Linked DNA regions of Homo sapiens: region 2 is linked to region 1. Evidence: chromatin contacts called from ENCODE Hi-C or POLR2A ChIA-PET data. All regions are on one chromosome and are shown on one strand. The core of a region is the stretch at or near the end of the contact, and the rest is flanking DNA. Distances in the headings are between cores, read along the strand shown.

The links. Hi-C counts contacts between places; a loop is a spot of excess contacts on that map. ChIA-PET counts read pairs that join two places held with the same protein, here RNA polymerase II (POLR2A). Pooled maps may share reads with other maps.
Region 2: a map of endothelial cell of umbilical vein shows a loop between it and region 1 (2.9-fold over the local background). The contact joins two enhancer-like sites. A Hi-C loop is called at or near these places in 16 of 168 maps with a recorded cell type or tissue (B cell, CD14-positive monocyte, Caco-2 and 7 more), 2 of 37 single-sample maps with no recorded cell type and 7 of 50 pooled maps. POLR2A ChIA-PET finds 5 or more read pairs at or near these places in 5 of 52 experiments (A673, BJ, H1 and 2 more).

The regions. Positions count from the first base shown.
Region 1 is chr12:11,673,421-11,676,089 of GRCh38, forward strand. All of the region lies in intron 1 of ETV6 (ETS variant transcription factor 6), which reads left to right. Among named protein-coding and RNA genes, the nearest start is that of ETV6, 25 kb to the left of the region's middle. Within about 2 kb of position 1,329, at least 11 of the 41 ENCODE cell types and tissues checked have a DNase peak (open chromatin) inside an H3K27ac peak, as active enhancers do; they include CD14-positive monocyte, endothelial cell of umbilical vein, heart left ventricle and 1 more, where a contact is called at or near this core.
Region 2 is chr12:11,718,587-11,721,255 of GRCh38, forward strand. The region is part of intron 1 of ETV6 (ETS variant transcription factor 6); the gene reads left to right. LOC124902879 (a long non-coding RNA gene) reads left to right here. Exons shown (of 2, transcript XR_007063212.1): 2 at 473-2,669. Among named protein-coding and RNA genes, the nearest start is that of ETV6, 70 kb to the left of the region's middle. RefSeq lists enhancers at 1,474-1,533, 1,624-1,773. Within about 2 kb of position 1,330, at least 16 of the 41 ENCODE cell types and tissues checked have a DNase peak (open chromatin) inside an H3K27ac peak, as active enhancers do; they include CD14-positive monocyte, endothelial cell of umbilical vein, heart left ventricle and 1 more, where a contact is called at or near this core.

The sequences.
Region 1 (2,669 bases), core at 79-2,578:
CACTGTTAAGATACTAAACCTTCTGCTGCCCAGGTATCTGAGGAGAGACCATGGAAGAGTTCTATATGGAACAAATGAAAAAGCAGTAAAGTCAGGTCTAGACCTGGAGTTTTTAGTAATACCAAGTTTACATAGGAAGTGTCTGGGAAGTAGTGATTAGAGGGAAAGTATGTTGGATGAGTGAATCATTCCTTCAGAAATCAATATTTTTTCCTACTAGGCCCTCCGAATGTCATCTTTGTAGTTGCCCAAATACATCAGTTTCTCTCTTATGTAAGAGAGCTTGTCTCATTTTTATTGCTGTATTCCATTTTCAAGTGTCTTCTTGGGTAATGATCCTGTATTTGATCTTGGCCAGATATTATCTGTGACTGTTGTTAGAGTGATCCTTTTCCTTTCCCCCGAGTTAGTCAAACTGTGTGCGTGGTCTCTAGACTGAGATTTGGCAGTGATTCCATGGCTCTTGTGAGTGGAGTTGACTAACAAAACTCAGGAATGGAATGGCCATATTTTGGAATTTGGTTGAAGCAAGTAAAGTTTTTATTCTTCTACCAATGCAAATCTATCTCAGGGAATTTCTCTTTATTCAGAAAGAATGACCTCCATCCCACCTTTCTCTAAAAGGTACAAATCGTAATGCATATTTGACACATTAGTTGGCTTTTACCTTGGGGACCAGCAGACCACCCCGCAGATACAATGCACGGAATCTAGCAAACAATAAAGAGCAGTGTGCTCGCGTGGCCAGATCGTTCGCTTCCTTCCTTTTTCGCCTTCATTTTTGGGAAGTCCTTGCCTCGTTAGTTCCATAGGCCATGAGACATAGCAATATAAAATGCCAGAGGATGTTCAAATGGGCGTGTGGAGGAAGAGGGAAAGCAGGAATTCTGGGCCAAAGAGCAGATGGCCAGCCAGTGACCTAGGAAGGGAAGCTCAGGCTTTTAAACAATGGCAATGTTTCTTTTATGTGCAGTTTTCATTAAGGAGTACCGAGACTCCAAGTTGGAGGATTCTGAAAGTGGTCATAGAGTCCCTGCCCTCGAGATTTAATATCCAAAGAGGAGACAGTGGTTTTAATATAATGAATATATGCAGAAAACAGCCGGAGACAATAGAAACACTTTGGCACCTTCTGTGGCGCTGCTAAAATGTGTGCTGTAGCTCAAGGCCCATAGGGGTTAATGTAGGGGTTATTTGTGTGTGTGTGTGTGTGTGTGTGTGTGTGTGTGTGTGTGTGTGTGTTTGGTGTTTTCCCCATGAAGCCCTGATTGTGCGACCCTGGGTGAGCCAGCTGCTTCCGCTGTTTTCCAGGAAAGCATGAGTGTCCACCACCTAGAGAGATGATGATGTGAGAAGGGGCAGGGAGAGACCTCTCTGGCTGCCACTCTCTCACTGCCCCAGGAGCGGAGGCCCCTGGTGCTCAGGAGTTCTTTGGCTGTGTCCGGATCCACCAATTCCCCGCTTCCCTAAGGATGACGGGTAAATCTGGTGAGACCCGCTGCCCTCCTAATGTTGGAGGAAAGCTGGAGCCCCTCAGTCAACATTTATGGAAGGGATTTAATGCATCATGGGCTGTGAAGGTACAGCCAGGCCCTCCGTCAGCTCCCTGAGACAGGCCTTGTCTTTTTGCACGCATATGTCTGTTAATAGTTGTAGACCTAGCTGTAGCCATGGGGGTAAGCCTAGTCCTCCAGCCCCTGAGAGTTTATTACCACAAGGAGTGAGAACACCAGGATGTGTTTTTTTAGATGTTCTTCTGTAACCCCCAAGCACCTGTAGCTCCCAGGTGTTTTTACATTGATCTCAGAATTACCCAGAAAACATTCTTTGAAGACCTTGTAGAGTCTGCCATTTGTACTTCTGCTACAAAGAGCAAAAATAAAGCAAATAAACAAAAAGCCCCTGGAAATCCTATAGTTATCCTAATACATATTTTAAAGTATTACCTATCACTGAGCAAGTGCATCTATACATTTCAATCCTTTTGGAAAATATACTTTCTCAAACTTCATGTTGTATCCCTCTAAAGTTAGTTAGCACATATTGTACATTCAGAAGAAATGTTCATTTACAGCAAGGCATAGGTTTTTTTTCCTCTAAAAGAAATTTGACCAGGTATGGTGGCTCATGCTTATATTCTCAACATTTTAGGAGGCCAAGGCAGGAGGATCACTTGAAGCCAGGAGTTCTAGACTATCCTGAGCAACAAAGTGAGACCCTGTCTCTATAAAAAAATAAAATAAATTAGCTGGATGTGGTAATGTGTGCCTGTAGTCCCAGTTACCCAGGAGGCTGGGGCAGTAGGATCCCCTGAGTCTAGGAGTTTGAGGCTGCAGTGAGCTATGATCATGCCACTGTACTTCACGCTGGGCAACAGAGTGAGACCTCTGTCTCTAAACAAAAAGGAAGGAAGGAAAGAGGGAAGAAAGGAAGGGAAGAGAGAGAGAAGGAAAGGAAGGGAGAGGGAGAAGGAGGGAAAAGAAAAAGGGAGAGAAATTGATGCAGGAAGAAGAAAGAAAGAAAATAAAAGAAAGGGAAAGAAACTGATGAAGGAGGAACTGGGTACCTAGAAGTGGTTGAATGAAATAATCCTGTAAAGTCATCTAAGGTTCCCATCTCATTCCTTGCCTTTTATTTCTTGCCATCACCTATGGCCACTTCTTGCTTGT
Region 2 (2,669 bases), core at 80-2,579, 45 kb after region 1:
GAAACCCCATCGCTACTAAAAAAAAAAAAAAAAAAAAATTAGTTGGGCATGGTGGTGTGTGCCTGTAGTCCCAGCTACTTGGGAGGCTGAGGTGGGAGGCTTGCTTTTAAGCCTGGGAGGCAGCCTGGGCAACAGAGTGAGACTGTGTCTCAAAAAAATTCTCAGACAAGCACAGGACCTCTGTATGACTGCACAGGTCACAGGTCGCACACTCACGAAGCCAGCCCAGTGCTCAATACTGTATTTTAGAATAAGCAGGAATCAGTTTAGGGCTGCCAGACTTGCAGAACAATCACTGTGAGGGCTGATGGCAGATCCCTGATCTGTGATTCAGAAAGAGTCATTCAGACAGGCATTGCCCAGAGTCTGGGTTCTCTCTCTCCTGAAGTTGTTGAGGCTGTGCAGAATGTATGTGTTTAGTGTTTCATCCAGTCTGTTAGGGTAATCAGTGTGATTTCTCTGGCATCTCCAGGACTGGAAGCAGACCAGATTTAATCAAAGCTGTTGAAGCTGCCCAGGGACTGGCTAAGCTGCCACCCTGTTAGTGAGGCCGCTGGGGAGAGGGAAACTGAAGCCTGCACCACGGGGAGCCGTATACTGGAGTCTGGAATCCATTTGCTCCACGCAGGAGGCCTGCATCTCAAGTCAGGAGGCACTGCCTGGAAATCTAGCATCATGTTGATACTCTTTGGTGAAGGAAATGTGGTCCTTGCCCCAAGTTATCTCACAGTCCCTTTGGGCAATCTCATGCATATTAAAAATACCGACAAACATAGACCCACGAAAGATCCTGATCTTTTAGGTCTGTCATGTGATAGAGACAGTAAGTGCTCTGTATAGACATCAGGAGATTTTCTTCCCTGAAGGACAAGCTCTTGTAGCATTTTCCTGCACTGAGATGCAGTCATGCTAGCCTGTCTTTCACTCACCAGGGATGGCAAGGAAGGACCAGCTGACAAGTAATAAAGCAAACCAGTTTGTAATTTTACAGGGCTCTGAATAAAGATGCATTTATCTCTGGCCAACACCAAGAGGCCTCGATGTCTCTCACAGGGAGGAACTTGATGGGCTGTGGCGTCTTTTGGGGGTGCTAGGGCAGAGTCAGGCTTGAATCTGAGAAAGGCAAGTCTGTGCATTAAAATCCAGCACGGGGGTGGGTCTGGGGCAAGGGACAAGAGAGAAGCGGGAATGGAAGGCAGGGATGAGGACTGGTAACAGACCCTCTGCCTCCTTCCTTCCTCTTCCCTCACACTGGCTCTTTCAGCCACTTCCCTCACTGAGATAGGAAGCGGTCCTGTGGTGACGCCAAGGGCACAGGCTTCTGCTGTCTGGGCTCCGGCACAGTCATTGGCTCTGAGTCATCCGGGAAGGAAAGGCATCTTTTACCGCCCCCTCTCCCACCGTGGCCTCAGGCTCCCACCATGCAGGAAATGCCTGGTCTCCCACGAATCAGAAGCTATAAACAGGACTGGTGGCAGTTCATACAGATTTGGCAAAGGACGAGAAGCTGTGGGTTATTGGTATCAGTGATTATAGAAGGGGAAAGAGTTGATATCTGAAGATAGGAAAAGGGGCTTCTGAGGATGGTGTTAGCATGTTCAGGCACAGCATTAATCTTTAAGAGTCACGAAGAGCCATCAGCACAGTCATCTCCCTAATAAGCCTTGAGAGTGTTGTCAAAGACACTTCTGGATATAAGTAAGAAACCATTGAGACTGAGTTGTATGGTTAAACAGCACAGTTTTTAGGGAGAGGCAAAGGCAACTCTGTGTTCAGCTCTTAGTTCTGACACTTATGAACTCAGATTTAAATTCCCTGAGCCTCAGTTTCCCTGTCTGTAAAATCAGGATAAAAATTTCTTGCTCAAGGCCAACAAAAACAAGCAATGGGGTAAAGGACTCCTTATTCATAAATGGTGCTGGGATAGCTGGCTAGCCATATGCAGAAGAATGAAACTGAACCCTTACCTTTCACCATATACAAAAATTAACTCAAGATGGATTAAATCGAAATCTAAGACCTCAAACTGTAAAAATCCTAGAAGAAAACACAGGAAAAACCCCTCTTGACACTAGCCTTGGCAAAGGATTTTTGGCTAAGTCCCCAAAAGCAATTGCAACAAAAACAAAAAATTGACAAGTGGGAACTAATTAAACTAAAGAGCTTCTGCACGGCAAAAGAATCAACAGAGTAAACAGCAACCTACCGAATGGGAGAAAATATTTGCAAACTGTGCATCCAACAAAGGTCTAATATCCAGAATCTATAAGGAACTTAAATCAAGAGGCAAAAAAACAATAACTCCATTAAAAAATGGGCAAAGGGCATGAACAGACACCTCTTAAAAGAAGACATACAAGCAGCCAACAAACAAGAAAAAATGCTTATTATCACTAATCATCAGAGAAATGCAAATCAAAGCCACGACGAGATACTGTCTCACACCAGTCAGAATGCTATTATCAAAAGTCAAAAAATAACAGATGCTGGTGAGGCTATGGAGAAAAGGGAATGCTTATACACCGGTGGGGGAAATGTAACTTAGTTCAGTCATTGTAGAAAGCAGTTTGGAGATTTCTCAACTTAAAACAGAGCTACCATTCAGCCCATAAATCTCATTACTGGGTGTATATCCAAAGGAAACTAGATCATTATACCAAAAAGACATA